Regions from separate parts of the Homo sapiens genome. Here region 1 is linked to region 2. A link is an interaction called in ENCODE POLR2A ChIA-PET data of the cell type or tissue named here. Cell type or tissue: GM12878. All regions are shown on one strand. Links, peaks and the distances in the headings refer to the core of each region. The heading gives the core; the rest is flanking DNA.

Region 1 (8,352 bases), core at 1,859-6,858, 51 kb before region 2:
ATTTGATAGCACAAAAGGGTAACTACCATCAACAATAATTAATTGTACATTTCAAAATAACTAAAAGAGTAAAAATCATTTAAACCCATTCGAACCATAAACAAAAAATAAATGGTGCACAGTGTGGACTCTCTTATTACCTATAGCTTCTCAATGATCTTCCAGGTATGAAATGCCATTTACTTAATCTAGTTTATTTTCTACATGTAGTATAAGAAAGAAAGGAAAATCTGTGTCCCTTAATACCTTTCTTTCTGCATAATTCTTTTCTTCCTGAATATACACTTCATTGGATGAATACCAGTCCTCAAGTTTACCAGTAAATGTTGATGAAAAAAAAGATAGGGAAAATGTGAAATCTTGAAAAAGTACTGCACAAAAATATTCTTAACAAAATGGTCAAAAAAAGTTTAAAATCAGCACAACAAACACTTGAGTAGATTAGTGAGTTTCACAATGCCCTGCTTTTATTTTTTCATTTTTGTTTTTATTTTTGAAGACTGGGTCTTGCTCTGTCATCGAGGCTAGAGTGCAGTGGTGCTATCGCAGTTCACTGCAGGCTTGACCTCCCAGGCTCAAGTGATCCTCCTACCTCATCCTCCTGGGTAGCTGAGACCAGAGATGCATACTACATGCCAGCTAATTTTTTAAATTTTTTCTGTAGAGATGGGGTCTTGCTATGTTGCTCAGGATTGTCTGGAACTGCTGGCCTCAAACAATCCTTCTGCCTCAGGCTCCAAAAGTGTTATGATTACAGGCATTAGCCATTGTGCCCGGGCTTCCCCACTTTTGAAAAATCGATTCCCTTTCCTTTGACCTTCTCTCTTATAATGATTAAACTTTGTCCTTTAAACATCTCCAAATTTAAAAACTGTATCAACTGGAATAATAGAATATAAAATCAAAGAATAGTCAGCTTTGATATTTACCTACATGTATAGATCTTTTAGTCCATGAAGCAACTAGAACCATTGTTATTAAGGCCCTAGAAGATAACACACAAGTTTAATTTACCAAGACAAGCCTTTGCCCTAAAATGTTCCCTTAGAGTTGGGTACATGTGACATTTCTTTTATTCACATATAGAAACATCAGATATGACAGGAAGATGGGGTTGGCAGCTTTATGTCACAAAGAGTGGGAACAGCTTACAAGGTACTTGTTGTCAGAGGGCAGGAAGTTAAATCCTGGCTTCCACATTCCCTGTGTGCCTTTTCCTGGGTATTCATTTTTTGTTTTATTATAAAAATGAGATTAACTTGATATTTGAAAAAAGAAAATATCAAATACCATGTGCTCAAATATGCTAATTACTTTTCACATTACTATTTCTTACTAGCTAGGGGACATATACATACTTTTAAGAACCAGCAAGCATTTTTCTACTGAATCACAGAACCAAATACAGGCGTACCTTGGAGATATTACAGATTTTGTTATAGATCACCACAATAAAATTAATACAGCAATAAAGCAAGTCATATAAATTTTTTGTTTTCCCAGTCCTTATAAAAGTTATGTTTACACTATACTGTACTTTATTAAATGTGTAATAGCATTATGTCTAACAAAGTATATAGCTTAATTTAAAAATACTCTGTTGCTAAAAAAATGCTAACAATCATCTGAGCGTTCGGCCAGTTGTAATCCTTTAGCTACTAGGGGGTCTTGCCTCTATGTTGATGGCTGCTGACTAATCACGGTGATGGATGCTGAAGGTTGGGGTAGCTGTAACAATTTTCTTAAGAAAACCATAAAGTCTGCCCTATTAATTAACTCTTCCTTTCATGAAAGATTTTTTTGCAGCACATGATGCTGTTTGATAGCATTTTACCCACAGTAGAACTTTTGAAATTGAAGTCAATCCTCTCAAACCCTGTCACTGCTTTATCAGCAAAGTTTATTAAATATTCTAAGTCCTTTGTTGTCACTTCAGCAGTGTTCACAGCAACTTCACTAGAAGATTCTATCTCAAGAAACCACTTTCTTTGCTTATCCATAAAAAGCAACTCCTCGTCTGTTAAGTTTTATCATGAGATTGTAGCAATTCAGTTCCATCTTCAAGTTTCACTTCTAATTCTAGTTCTCTTGCTATTTCTACCACACCTGTAGTTACTCTCTCCACTTATGTCTTGAACCCCTCAAAGTCATCCATGAGCATTGGAATCAAGTTCTTCCAAATTCCTGTTCATGTTGATATTTTGATCTGTTCTCATGCATCACAAATGTTCTTAATGGCATCTAGAATGGTGACTCCCTTCCAGGTTTTCAATTTACTTTTCCCAGAGCCATCGGCAGAATCATTATTTATGATAGCTAGAGCCTTACAAAATGTACTTCTTAAATAATAAGACTTGAAAGTCAAAATTCCTCTTTGATTCATGGTCTGCAAAATAAATGTTGTGTTAGCAGGCATGAAAATAACATTAATCTCTTTATACATCTCCTTCAGAGCTCTTAGATGACCATGTGCATTTTCAATGAGCAGTAATATTTTGAAAAAAAAAATTTTATCTGAGAAGTAGGTCTCAACAATGGGTTTAAAATATTTAGTAAACCATGCTATAAACCAAGCTTGTTCAACCTGCAGCCCACAGGCTGCATGCAGCCCAGGACAGCTTTGAATATGGCCAACACAAATTCATAAACTTTCTTAAAACATTATGAGATTTTTTTGCAATTTTTTTTTTAGCCTATCAGCTGTTGGTAGTGTTCGTGTTTGTTATGTGTGGCCCAAGACCATTCTTCTTTATCCAGTGTGGCCTAGGGAAACCAAAAGATTGGACACTTCTGCTATGAAGAGAAGTGCTGTCATCCAGACTCTGTTGTTCCCTTTACAGAGAACAAGTAGAACAGATTTAGCATCATTCTTAAGGGCCCTAGGATTTTTGGAATGGGCAACGAGCATTGGCTTCAACTTAAAGTCATCAGCTACATTCGCTCCTAACAAGAGAGTGAGCCTGTCCTTTGATGCTTTGAAGCCAGCATTGACTTCTCTCTAGCTATCAAAGTCCTACACGGCATCTTCTTCCAAAACAAGGCTGTTTCATCTATCTTGAAAATCAGTTGTTTAGTGAAGCCACCTTCATCAATTATTTTAGCTAAATCTTCTGGATAAATTGCTGTAACTTCTATGTCAATACTTGCTGCTTTACCTTACACTTTTATGTTACGAAAACAGCTTATTTCCTGAAGCTGTCAGGAATGAACTAACTTTTGCTAGCTTCCAACTTTTCTTCTGAAACTTCCTCACCTCTTTCGGGCTTCACAGAATTGAAGAGAGTTAGGGCTTTGCTGTGGATTAGGATTTGGCTTAAGAGAATGTTGGGGCTGGTTTGATCTATCCAGAACTCCCAAACTTTCTCCATATCAGCAATAAGACTGCTTTAGTTTGTTAGCATTTGTGTGTTCACCAGAGTAGCACTTTTAATTTCCTTCAAGAACTTATCCTTTGAATTTACAACTTCACTAACTGGTACAAGAGGCCTAGCTTATGAACTATCTCAATTTTTTACATGCTTTCCTCACTAAAATTAATCATTTCTAGATTTTCACTTAAAGTGAGAGACTCATAACTCGTTCTTTCTCTTGGACACTTAGAGGCCATTGTAGGGTCATTAGTTGGCCTAATTTCAATATTGTTGTGTCTCAGCAAATAAGGAGGCCTGAGGAGAGGAAAAGAGATCCGGAACCTGCCAGTCAGTGGAGTAGTCAGAACCACACATTTGTCAATTCAACTTGCCATCTTACATGGGTGAGGTTTGTGGTGCCCTGAAACAGTTACAACAGTAACAGCAAAGATTACTAATCACAGATCACTACAACATATGTAACAAAAAGGAAAGTTTGAAACACTGCAAGAATTACCAAAATGTGACACAAAAACATGAAGTGGGCACATGCTGTTGGAAAACTGGTGATGACAGACTTACTCAATGCAGGGTTGCTACAAACCTAATGCATAATACAGTGAAGCACAATAAAATGACATAAGCCTACAATAAAATTGTGCTGAAATGACTGTACTTTCTAATTACTTTTCATGCATTCACACGTATATATTGACAAAGCCTATTTTTAAAATTCATTTTGGCTGTTTATGGAATATGTGTTTCATTTTATAAATTGAGAAAAAATTTGACAGACTGTATATTAGGTTTCTATGCTGTTTCCTGGATACAAAAATATGATTCCTTAAAGTAAATCTAGCAATATTAAAATAACATACATTACAGTGTTTACTTGATTCTATTGGAACAAGGAAAATGATATTAATTTTTATAACCACCGAATATTATACCATATTTCTATACTTTTACTATACCATTATTACTATGTTATTTTACCATTATTACATTATTATCACAATACATAGGCCTATTTAAATATAATTAGGAGTCTACATTACCTGATGTTCTTATTACTATATTGTTTTTGTTGCCACTAGGCAACTTGCACATATGTTTAGGAGCCACTTAATATGAAAGATTTAACATCACTGAGCCTAATTTCCTCTGCTGTGTGGTTGGCTGGAGAATAAATATAGCAATATCTTCATGTGACTTTCTAAAATAAGAATGGATAATATTTCCCCAAACACATAACATGAAACACGCTTCTAATGAATAATCCTATATCTGCATTTTACTTATCACTATTCTGCTATTTTCTTATTTGTTTGTTTAATAGAATGTAAGTAATGTCCATGAATAGGGATCTTCCCTGTCTTGTTCATTATTACCATGTTCTAAATAATGTCAGATGAATCATAATTTAACAAATGGGTAAATCCTGTATTTGAGCACCCAGCTTGATGGAGAAGCTCTGGCCCCACATATATAGCTACTAGTTGGAAGCACAGCAATGAATATAAACTCAAATGACCAATAAGAGGAATAAATGAAGGTTCTCTTGCCCTAAAATACAAAAACTTGAACTTTCCAATTTTGGAAGCAGATACTAAGATAAATGTGCAGGTTTTATATAAACCTAAACAAATGACCAGCATCATTTAATCTAGTTTTATGCCACAAACAATAACAAAAAGTTGACCGTAACTATTTTCAACGGCATGATAAAAGCTAACACAATAATAAAGTATACTAAGGGTTTCTTACCATTGTTTCCACATTTCTGCTTACTTCTTACGGCTAAAATAAATAGCTATAAATTTTGTAGCTAGCTCATCTGTCAGTTTAGATATGCTCAAACCTTGCTTACATATAGAACAAGTGTTGAATAAAATTATTGGGCTTCAAAAGTTTTAAGAATAAACATTTCAATATATGCAGCCATTTCTTACTTTAATAAAAAGAATTAAGCATAAAAAGAAATAAAAAACATAAAAAGAGGTTTTAAAATGATCTTTCCTAAGTGTCAGAAGAGGGAATAAGTCCATGGAATTGATACATAAAATGAAGACTCTTACTCTTTTTCTTCCTAGTGCCATTCTTAGTATAATCAAATCTATCTAACTGTCCATCACTTTAACATCATCAGGACTCAATGGCTCAGTATGCTCAGTGGAACTCTGGAACAGGATTCCCACTTACCCGGCTAATAATAATGCTAATGAAACTAAATCCATAGCTTGTTTTCTAGTTTCTATTACCTTCAGGTATTTACCACTTCTTTGGTCCTATGAAAACTAAGAAGAGCAGAAGCTGTCCCAAGGTCTCAAAAGAATTTGGTTGTAGAGGAGCCAGGTTGCCTCAGAGCCCAGTCCCCGAAAACTCCATGATGCATTCCACTCAAAAGAATCCTCAGACCTTGGAAATCTCAAGAAAGCACTCAGCTTGGGGTCAAGATAGAGTTTCTCAGTTTATTTATCAACTGAAAATGACAAAAAGGAAGACAATAAGATTGAAAAATGAGAATTAGAAAAGAGAGTACAAAGTACCCACCGAAATTTTTTTCAAGTGGTATTAAAAAAATAAAGAAAGTCAATCACGTTTCTCAGAGAAAATACCTCTGAGGTGGAGGTAAGAATGTGATGTGAAATCTAAGGGAGTCATGATTTCAAGAATGAATTTAGTTGCAAATAAGAAAAAAATCTGATCCTACAGATATATGGCACAATGTAAGCAGAGACACGCAAAAGAAAACAAGAGAACTCAGGCTAGTTTCTAAATAGTTTGGGTTCTCTCAAGTGCTTATGTAAATTGAAATTTGGAAGACAGCGATTCACTAATCAAATCAACCCTTAATTTGTACTATCATTGGAATGCTAAATCTTACAGACATAGACTGGCAGTTTTCTCTTAAATTGGTGCCTTGCTAGATTGCATAAGCTTTTATATTCATGATCATTTTTAAAGTTTAAGTATTATTTATATAAAGTGGTTAAGACATATTAACTATTTACAAATGTATCTTAAATGTTTATTTTGTGATTGTGTCTAAACCAAAAAATGAAGAAAGGCCATTATGTTCTGCTTAACCCCATGATGCCTGCAAACTGAAGATGTGATATTTCAAATAAGTAAGTAATAATGCATAAACATTGTGTTTTTATGAAATGCATGTTAAAATTATGTCGATAAAATATCTCTATGCTGAAACGGAAGTAAACCATTTTGATGTATGCTAATGTAAGCCTTTATAAGGGATATTAGTCATATATTCAACTGTAGTTCTGATTACAAAACAAAAATATGCTGGAAATTCCATAAAGATCAAACTAATTAAGGTACTTAATTGCCTCTGACTAATTATGGAAATTGGCAAGCTCAGTAAGGAAACAAGCTTTTTAAAAGAGTTTATATTTTAGGCCATAGCTTTCTTGGCTTCATTTTACTGGGAGCCACTTGTATCATTTCAGATCTTACACTGCAAGCTCTGTCCACAGAGAGTTATAAAGGGAAATGACTGCATATGTATCCAGAGCTTAACTGGGACAAGGAGAAGCTACACTCTCAGACTTACAGTCAGAAGTTGGGTTGGCATTTTCCTAGATCACACATTGTTTCTCATTAGCAGTGTGACTTCTCTCATTTTGTTGTTGTTGTTGTTAAGTCTTCCACAAGGCATATTTGTAGTTCATCGAGACCCTTTAACTCAAAGGGGCAAAATGCCTCAATCAAGAAACTATGAATCCCTGTGAAATATCTGACATAAAACAAAAGACAAATATTTCAGGCATAAAAGAAAGAACATACACTCTGGAATTTAACTGATAACGGCTTTTTAAAACCCAGTTGTGCCAGTTGTTAGGTACATTTGTAAGAACTTGGGAAGTTATTTAATTTCTCTTGGTCTCATTTTCTGCATTTATAAAATGGAAATAATAACACCTAGTTTGCACTGTCGTCACAATAATAGGGACAATATAAGTTATCCAGCTCATTTATGGAAATAGAAAGTATCCATAAGTAGTAGTTATTATATTTTATATTCAATGAAATATAATTTTTTCATACTATGGTTTACTACTTTATTAGAGATATATGAGCAGCTATGAAGAATCAAAGAATACTCCAGGGTGCTCTAGAGAAAAATTATAATTATATCATAAGAATCAAAGAGAAATAGGGGGGAAAATAATGGAAATGAGTCAATAAGCAAATGTTATTCTATATTCTTTAATCTTCACCTTAAAATATTTAAGGTGCCAATTTCCATCTAAAATGACACCCTGAAAGGTATCATCATTTACAAAAATTATGTTGTACAGAATGAATTGTGTGTAGTATTCCAAAGTACATATATATTGATAATTTGAAGTCAGTGACAATTATATTCAATTTCTCCATATTCTATTAAACAAGGATGCAATCCATTTTCTCTCTCAAGCATTGAAAGGAACTTCCCTTGCCTTTTTCTTCTCTAGAGCTTCTGGTCTCACTACTACTTAGAGATCATTAGAAGCAGTTGTAGCAACCAGTACTACAAAAGCAGTTCTTCCCACCCCACCTCAAAGTTGGTCAAAAAACACTGTGGAAAGGAAGTTTGCTATAAATGTCACAAGTGCAACAGAAACCTGACTTCTGTTGTTACCTACAGCAGACCCCAGACACTGCCACTCAGAGGTAATGCCACCATTCAGAACTACCCATAGATGTTTAAAAAGTGTGTGTGTGTGTGCATTTGTGTGTTCAGAAGGCATAAAATCTGAATTTAGGAGTATTCAATGCATAGAAACCACTACGTCACCCAACCCACCCTCAAATTACTGCACAACAGTATTTGTATGAATTTTATGTAATAAGTTAGTAAGTATAAAAAAGTTTTGAATCCAATAAATATCCTGCTAATAAAGATGCTCTCCTTCAGTCCCTATCAAAAGCAAGAAATCTCTTTCGAGATAGTTACTGTTTTGTTTTGTTATTAAAGTACCTTTGTTGCTGATCTGTA
Region 2 (8,352 bases), core at 2,184-7,183:
AATCAATAAGGAAAGATGGAAGTAGAATATATTATAGGATATCTCCCTGTTTTCTTTTAAGCTTCGACTATAAGGATTAGTTATTTTTACAGCACCCAAGAGAAAACACTAGTCACAGGAAGCAGTTCCATATGAAACCAGATCTATCTAAAACTGCCTTTGCCAGTCCCAAAGGACAATGTTGAAAAGGAATCCCAAGAAATAAATGTGTCTACAAAATTCAGAGCCTATAAAGACAAAAACTGAGGAGAAACACTTAATAAAGCTACTCCCATACTCTGCATAAGCCAGAAATAAACCACTCCTAATATGGCAACCACACAATAAACATCTAATGCTCAGAATGTTTGTCAAAAGTATGTTGGTCAAATGTACTATCTTTCAACATTTAACATTTTATCAATAAAGAATTCCTAGAAACAGAATTCTGGCATCTACAAAAAATATATATATCACATAGTAACCCATTTTAAAGTTAATCCAGAGTGGTATTTATAACATTTTGAGTAAATCAATACCTTGGAATGATATTTCAAAAACCACTTCTACTATTAATCTGTTGTCTCATTAGTTGTATTTGTTACAGAACCTAATATGACAAGTTTTGATTTCGACAGCATGTAGTGATTTCAGAACCGATTCCATTGAAACCTAGCCATAGGCCACAGAAATCTATCAGAAATAATGTCAGGATTGACTTCAGATGGGCCAACCAAGAATTCCCTCATTAAGAGATTATCTGCTGTTGAAATACGTTTATGTTCATGTTTAAAACAAACATTTCTGAAACACAAAATAATTCTACTCCTCTATATTCAAGAAAAGGTACTAACCACAAGACAATAGCATATAAATAAAAGCCACAAACCTGAAAGGCTGTCAAGGTGGGGACAGGAGCACTTGGAACACAGGCTGGAATACAACATGTGTCTGGCTCAAGTACTTAACTTGATAAAGTCAAGTCTATTTCTATCAATTTGTATTAGGAGATGAATAGGTTCTCATTAAAAAAAAATGAGACTCAAAAAGAAAAACTTTTATTAAAAAAAATCAAAGGTGTCAAATCTGGAAATACCTCCCAAAAGCCAGGAAACACTGAGTTCTAAGCACAAGAACCAAGACAGCTTCCTGATGGTCCTTGAGACCAGATGGCCAAGACCAGTACAGACCCACAGGTCCCATCTCTCAAGTGTGTGTTAGAAGTGCAAGAAGACTGGGGAACTAGTCTGCAGAAGTATCCATTCCGAGAAACTGACCATACATAAAGTTTGGTGAGTTTTGTATGAAATTTCCTCTATTGGGCAATGGCAGCATTTATGCCTCTGAAACTTTGTCAAAAATGCATAAATATTCTATAGTTATTTGCAGAAGAACTACATTTAAATATAGCATATCCTATGGCTATCCATCTTCTTGGAGTTAACAAAGGGTCCCCACCATCTTAGGTGAAAGGTATTTTACAATGTTATAAAAAAAAATTAATGGATATATGTAAAAACAAAGGTAAAATAATTTATACCTTTCAAAAATGACCAAGAAGTAACAGTTAAACATGGTGCAAAGAGGTAATTCAATAAACACTAGCAATGCGTGTGTGTGTGTGTGTGTGTGTGTGTGTGTGTGTGTGTGTATCAGCCCGAAACCTCAGAATTGCTAGTTTTTTTAACCACTTACTATTAATGTCATACTCAACCCGGATTTTACATACCAACAATTTACCAACACACTAACAGTTTACAAAACATCCAGTTCTACGCGGTTGCCTTTATTACAAAGTAACTTCTTTCCACACTGATGACAGATATAATCAAATAGAAACACAAATTAATTCTTAATATTTTTATAATACTTTTTTAAAACTACTGATTTAATAACCCTCAATTTCCCTTTGAAAGGAAATACCGAGAGTATTTAATGTATCCTGACCATGAAACAGAAACTTAGGATAGTAAGTGATACGTATGTATCCATTGATACAATCTGTATCATGATACATGATAAAAGTATGTGAAATGATTTTATCAGTTTCAGGTATGCAAATCACAATCAGGTGATCAAGGTAATTGCTTTTCCTTAGGGTTGAAATTATCCCTGGTTTCTGATAGGAAAAGTACTGTGGAATGTGCTAAAGTGGTTCCAAAGGTTGCCACACCAACTCACCCTACTCACATTCCCACCGTCTCCTTCCATCTTTCTAGGGTTGATTGTGTGGTTTAAGTGATTGTGTGGTTTAAGTGCTTAACTTACCATTGGGAGAAACCTCAACAATGGATAAAATTAGATTTAGTGAAGAATTTCCAGGACATTTGACTAAAAGAGAAAAGGAATTATCGTATATATTAAAATAATTCATATCATTAGTACACACCACACTTTTCCATTTCAGAGGCAAATGTTTGATAAAGTTCAATTAGAATCATTTTTTCACTTAGTTGGAAAATGATTCTAAACTCTGCCCAAATATGTGGGAATGTTACATTGGAGAAATGCTCAGAAAAAAGCCCAAGTGTAAAGAACGGAAGATTATGTAAGCTTTGGTAAAAATCTCTGTGTTACATTTTCTCAGCTCTTAAATGTAATTCCAAAAAAGACCCTGGACAGTGTGGTATGGGCTAGCATATGGTTTATTTTCAGCTTTATGGAACAACAGGGATTTGCAAGCTTTGATAAATTCCCAACTATAACCACAGAAGATCTCTTCGGATTTCACCAAATAGAAAACAAACAATAATGAGTTGCTGGGGTGACAGGGTCTTTATTTGTTATGATGGCATAGAAAAAGAAATGCGTGCCTAGGGCATTTGTTTTAATCATGAAAATGGGGAAGTTAGTGCTCAGCATTCTTCATTGCTGGGTCATTCTTACAGCCAATTTAATTAATGTGAAGAACAGCTTCTTGTCTTGTAAATAATTCATTTCTTCACTTCACAAGTATTTACTGAGGTCTGATACCAATTCAAACACTAGCAAGGTCTTCCATACTTTAGATCACACAGGAATTTGAGGAATAAAGAGATTCAAAAGGGAAGAAATGCAGAAAGAAGTGCAACAAGATGAAATACTTAGTTTACTCCTAATTTTAAGACAGTTACTATGTTCATAAAAGTGTTTTATGTGTAATTTCAAAAAAACTTTAAATAATCAAATCCCATAGTTTATCCTGAAAGAAAATAAACATGGGAAAATGTCAGCTTTGTCTGATAGAAAACTTTAGGCTTAGGTGGTGGTATACATTTATTTATTCATTCCACCAAATATTTTTCCACCAAATATTTATTGACTACCATACAGGTGGCAGGCTCAGTGCCAAGCTATGCAGATTTTAAACTGAAAGCTGCTCTCATGGAGCTTTCAGTTTACTGAGAGTGTATGAGAGCAAGAAACAGTAATCAAACACTAATGAGTGTGCAATTACAAACTGAGATATGATCTAAAGAAAGGAAGCACAGATATGGGAATATTTGTAACAAAGGTACATGTCTTAGGCTTAGGGTTACTGAGGAAGGTGGATGATGAAAAACTTCTTTGAAGAAGAAATGCTGGAATTGATAACTAATGAATGGGTGCAAATTAATGGGAAGGGAGTGACATCTGACAAAGGCAACAAAATGTACAGAAGCCCTATGATGTAGGTAAATAAGTAGTGGCTGTGTGTGTGTGTGTGTGTGTGTGTGTGTGTACATATAAACAAAAAGAAAGCTTTTATAATACTGAAACCAATAAATTTTCAGATGTCCTATCAGCAATCAGATTACTTAATCTATCTGCCTTTGCAAGTACTTAACAACTGACAAGAAAGTGAAACATGGATCTGTCTCCATTTCTCAAATGCAGGAGGTAAATTATTATGATATTTTACACCATCATCTATTTGCTGCTACTACAATTAATGCATTAGTGCTTAACAAACTTAATACTTTTTATGAAATGAAAATCATAATATCAAAACCCCATCTTGCACAACTGTAGCCTTCACTCTTAACAGCCACAGGTCTTCTTTGATTTTCCCAAAAAGGCAAGCTCTATCCCCACTAAAGGTATTTACCTAGACTTTCTCCCAAATCTTAACAAGAAAAAATAATTCCTAATCACGCACCGGATCTCAGCTTAATGTTACTTCTCCAATGAGGTCCTCCCTGCTTGCTCATTCTAAAGTAGGTTGCTGCCTGGTTTTTTTTCCCCTCTCATACCAGTTGTCAACTTAGTGTGTTTATTTGTTTACTCTGTCTTTCACAATGTAAATCCCATGAGATAAAATATTCATGACTATTTTATCTACCAAGAGCAACACATATGTTAGGGGCTTAGTAAATATTTTTTGACTGAAAGTGAATGAATAAATGATGACTGAGTACTGAAGTAACATAAAGTCAGAGAACTATGAATAAATATGTATTATAATCTTCATAAAAAACTCTATAAGTGTAGGCAATTCGAATATAACTGAAACACTCTTCTGAGATTTTCTCAGGGAATATCATATGATACAACTGTCAAGTATAATAATTTTTTTCTATAAAAATCACCGCCAAATTTCAGTGCACTATCTAGGAAGTCAATCTGAATCTTAAGACAATTCAAACTGGAAAACAGGAAAGGAGTTCTCAAGTATAAAAGCCCTATTAAACAAAATTACTTTCATACATAGAGACTTAGTATCACTCATAATTTAAAAGAAATGTTTAATAAATGTGTACTAGATTAATAAATATTTAGTATTTCTGTATTTTCTCCACAATTTTAAGTGTAGAAAAGTCACATGAATTTACATATGATTCTTCAACACAATTATTGTTTTTATGAACTTTAAAGAAAAGTCAGGATATAGAATTTTTCCCAAAAAATTTATAATATTCTCCCAGAAGCAGCTTAGACTCATGTATAGAATGAAGAATATTCAATTAGGAGAATAAAGAATTCACAAACACCAATAAAAATAGCCCACAAATCACACAGACATTAATAATTAGTTCACTATATTGATTCATTTTGGAGGGTTTTTTTTTTTTTTTTAAGAAAAACATTTAGGTATGTGTGAACTCAGGAGTCATAACCTGCAATGAACCCAACTCTGTAACACAACACAGATACCACAGATGGACTGCAAAGGCCAGTCCTGAGGTTAGCTAGATCTGACATGGAAATTTTCAATTTTCTGAACCAATAAATTCTTTTGTTAACTTCTTTTTTGTTAGCCCAAGTTACATTAGATTTTTGACCCCTGAAATCAAAAGAGAATTAACCAATAACAAATACTAAGAACTCTTCACTCTTCACACTCTGAGTCATCACTTCCTTCTCCATTCCATCGCATAGGATGTTTTCAGAATGACAGTATTAAAATGAAAATGTGATTAGATCATTCACTCTACAGTTTCTCCTTGTTTACAAGATAAATATTAACCCTATAGCTTATCTCTGCTACCTTTACCTCCCCACCTACCATTCTAATTCATACACACTGTAAGCCAACAATTCTGAACATTTACCCATTCTCTGTGTCTGCAATCCCCTTCTCAGAGTCAGCTCCTCTGGAAAGGAGTTACCTTCCTCCTCAGGCAGCATTAATACTGGTACGATGTACTCCCAATGCATCTTGCTTCGATCTCACTGTATTGCAATTTCTGCTTTGCCAGGCTACCACCTACCCCTACTAGACTATAAACTGCTTCAGGTCAGAATTCCTCCATATTCCCAGTGAAAACACTGAACCTAACTCATCTTAGATGCTCAATAAATGTCTGCTAGATGAATGTACACTTTATCCAATGAACGTAGATTACATTCAATGCATGCACATAAGTTAGCCACTTTTTAAAATGAGTAATCCCTTTACAGCATGATTAATAAATACAATCTCTAAAATAATAGTTTATTAGTAAAAATGGCCTTATATAATTGATGGTTAAATACTTTTTGTATATAAATAAATGTGATCTCATTTTTAAAATGTCACATTTCACTCCCTGAAATAAAGACCTCAAATTGCTTTTTGTAATAATGTAAGGTTCAAAATACTCTCTAACATTTAAAAGGAAATCAGAATTTGAGGAAATAGTCATATAAAATCAGTGGTAATTGACAAACTGACTATATAATAATTTCACTGAGATGATTTCTGGTATTAAATGAATGAAAAAGATAATCGTAACACAGAAAGGTTATTCAAAAACTTGACTAAGAAAAAAAGTCACCAATAATTATTTTATTCAGGGAGTAAATGTTATTAATTGCCAAAATACGAATTTTAAATTTGAGAAGTACAGATTTGTAAGTATATATTTGTTTGAATAGTATCAGATTGGCCTTTTATTGGCTTATTGGTATTTAGTGCCAGCACTTACAATGTGAACTCAGCAACAGAAGATAATTCTTATGAAATCAACATTCAACTTACATGAAATAACTTAAAAACTTACCAACAATAGTCTAATGATTATATACCTTTACCAAACAATGTCTAATGAAAGTCCAAATGTAAAAATTTAAAAATTAAAATTATAGAATATAATTTTTACACATCAATTGTTTTGTAGCACCATCTCGCAAAGTAAATATCATGTTTATTCTGTAGCTAAAATTTCTCCCCACAAGCAGAAATTGTTTGGAATATACAAAAAGACAACCCATTAACAAGTAACTTTAAGTAATGTAGTTGGATGGTCATTATAATACAAATGGTGCTATAAATTTCCCTTTAAGTATTGTTTTAGCTACATCCCACAAATCTTGATGTGTTTTCATTTTCATTCAGTTCAGTTCAGTATTTCCTTAATTCTTCTTTTATTTCTTTCTTAACCTATGGGTTATTTAGAGGAGAGTCATTTAATTGACAAATATGTGGAGATTTTCTACAAGTCTTTCTGTTATAGATACCTAATTTAATTTCATTAAACTCAGATAATATTCTTTGTATGATACAGATGCCAGTTACACCAGATTCATAGGGTTGTTCAGGTCTTCTATGTCTGTATCTATTTCTGTCTACTCTGTCCATCAATTACTAAGAAGGAATATTTAAATCTCCAACAAAAACTGGATTTGTGTCTTGCTCCTTGAAGTTCTTTCAGATTTTGCTTCAAGTATTTTGATGCTGTTATTAGGTACATAAATGCTGGGTTTTATGCCTTCTTAATGAACTAACCCTTCTATCATTATGAGATAATCTCTTTTTTCCCTGGATATATACAATCATGATTGGATTTGAATCTACCCTTTTGCTACTTGTTTTCTACTGCTTTTATCTGCCCTCAGCCTCTTTTCTCTCTTTTTCTGCCTCCCTTGGATTAACTGCATATTTTATATTATTCCACTTTATCTGCTTTCTTGACTTATTAGCTATAATTCTTTTAACTGTTGTTTTAGTGGTTGGTTCACAGTTTATACCTTTAATTTATCATGAACTGTCTTCAGGTAATATTATACCACATCATATATAGTATAAGAAATTTACATCAGTATTCTTACATTTCCCCCTCTCCCAGCCTTTGCACTACTACTATTATAATTTTACTTCTATATATGTCACGAAGTCCACAATATATTTTTATTATTTTTTACTTAAACAGTCAAATAACTTTAAAAGAGTCTGTAAGGGGAGAAAATTACCATTTTCAGTGTTCTTTATTCCTTTATATAGTCCAGGTTTCTAACTGATAACATTTTTCTTCTGTCTGAAGAACTTTTTTTAGCATATCTTTCAGTACAGGTCTGCCAGTGACTAATTTTTTCATCTTTACTTCATCTAAACAAGTTTTTATTTCATCTTTATTTTTGAAAGATATTTTCACTAGGTATAAAATTCCACATTGATGGCCTTGGACAGTGGCTCACGCCTGTAATACCAGCACTTTGGGAGGCTGAGGCAGGCAGATCACCTGAGGTCAGGAGTTCAAGGCCAGCCTGACCAACATGGAGAAACCCAGTCTCTACTAAAAATACTAAATTAGCCGAGCGTGGTGGTGGGCACCTGTAATCCCCGCTACTCGGGAGGCTGAGACAGGAGAATCGCTTGAACTTGGGAAGTGGAGGTCGCGGTGAGCTGAGATCATGCCATTGCATTCCAGCCTGGGTAACAAGAGCGAAACTCCGTCTAAAAAAAAAAAAAAATTCCACATTGATAATTTCTCTCTTTCTATAGTTTAAAAATGTTATTCTACTGCCTCTGTGTTGCACTGTTTCCAAAGCAAAGACTCTTAACCATCTTTGTTACTCTGTACCTGATACGTCTCTTTTTTTTGGCCTTCTTTTAAGATTTTCTCATTATCACTGGTATTAGTTTGATTATAATATGCCTCTGTATCATCTTCTTGTGCTTGGGGTTTTTTTAGTTTCTTCTGAGTTTATAGTTTT

What was found. ChIA-PET counts read pairs that join two places held together with the same protein. Peaks named below come from ENCODE experiments on the same cell type or tissue, not always from the same donor. Only the 100,000 strongest peaks of a DNase experiment are listed, where the experiment ranks them.
Region 1: POLR2A ChIA-PET joins it to region 2 with 6 read pairs; 2 of 35 experiments call an interaction of 5 or more read pairs at or near these places.

What each region holds. Positions count from the first base shown.
Region 1 is chr7:111,176,702-111,185,053 of GRCh38, forward strand. All of the region lies in intron 3 of IMMP2L (inner mitochondrial membrane peptidase subunit 2), which reads right to left. It overlaps LOC124901725 (a long non-coding RNA gene), which reads right to left. Exons shown (of 2, transcript XR_007060477.1): 1 at 6,925-8,352; 2 at 1-5,832. Among named protein-coding and RNA genes, the nearest start is that of LRRN3, 90 kb to the left of the region's middle. In GM12878, for the core only: no CTCF peak of the experiment used is centred there; no DNase peak of the experiment used is centred there.
Region 2 is chr7:111,227,377-111,235,728 of GRCh38, forward strand. All of the region lies in intron 3 of IMMP2L (inner mitochondrial membrane peptidase subunit 2), which reads right to left. It overlaps LOC124901725 (a long non-coding RNA gene), which reads right to left. Exons shown (of 2, transcript XR_007060477.1): 1 at 1-8,352. Among named protein-coding and RNA genes, the nearest start is that of LRRN3, 140 kb to the left of the region's middle. In GM12878, for the core only: no CTCF peak of the experiment used is centred there; a DNase peak (open chromatin) is centred at 5,212.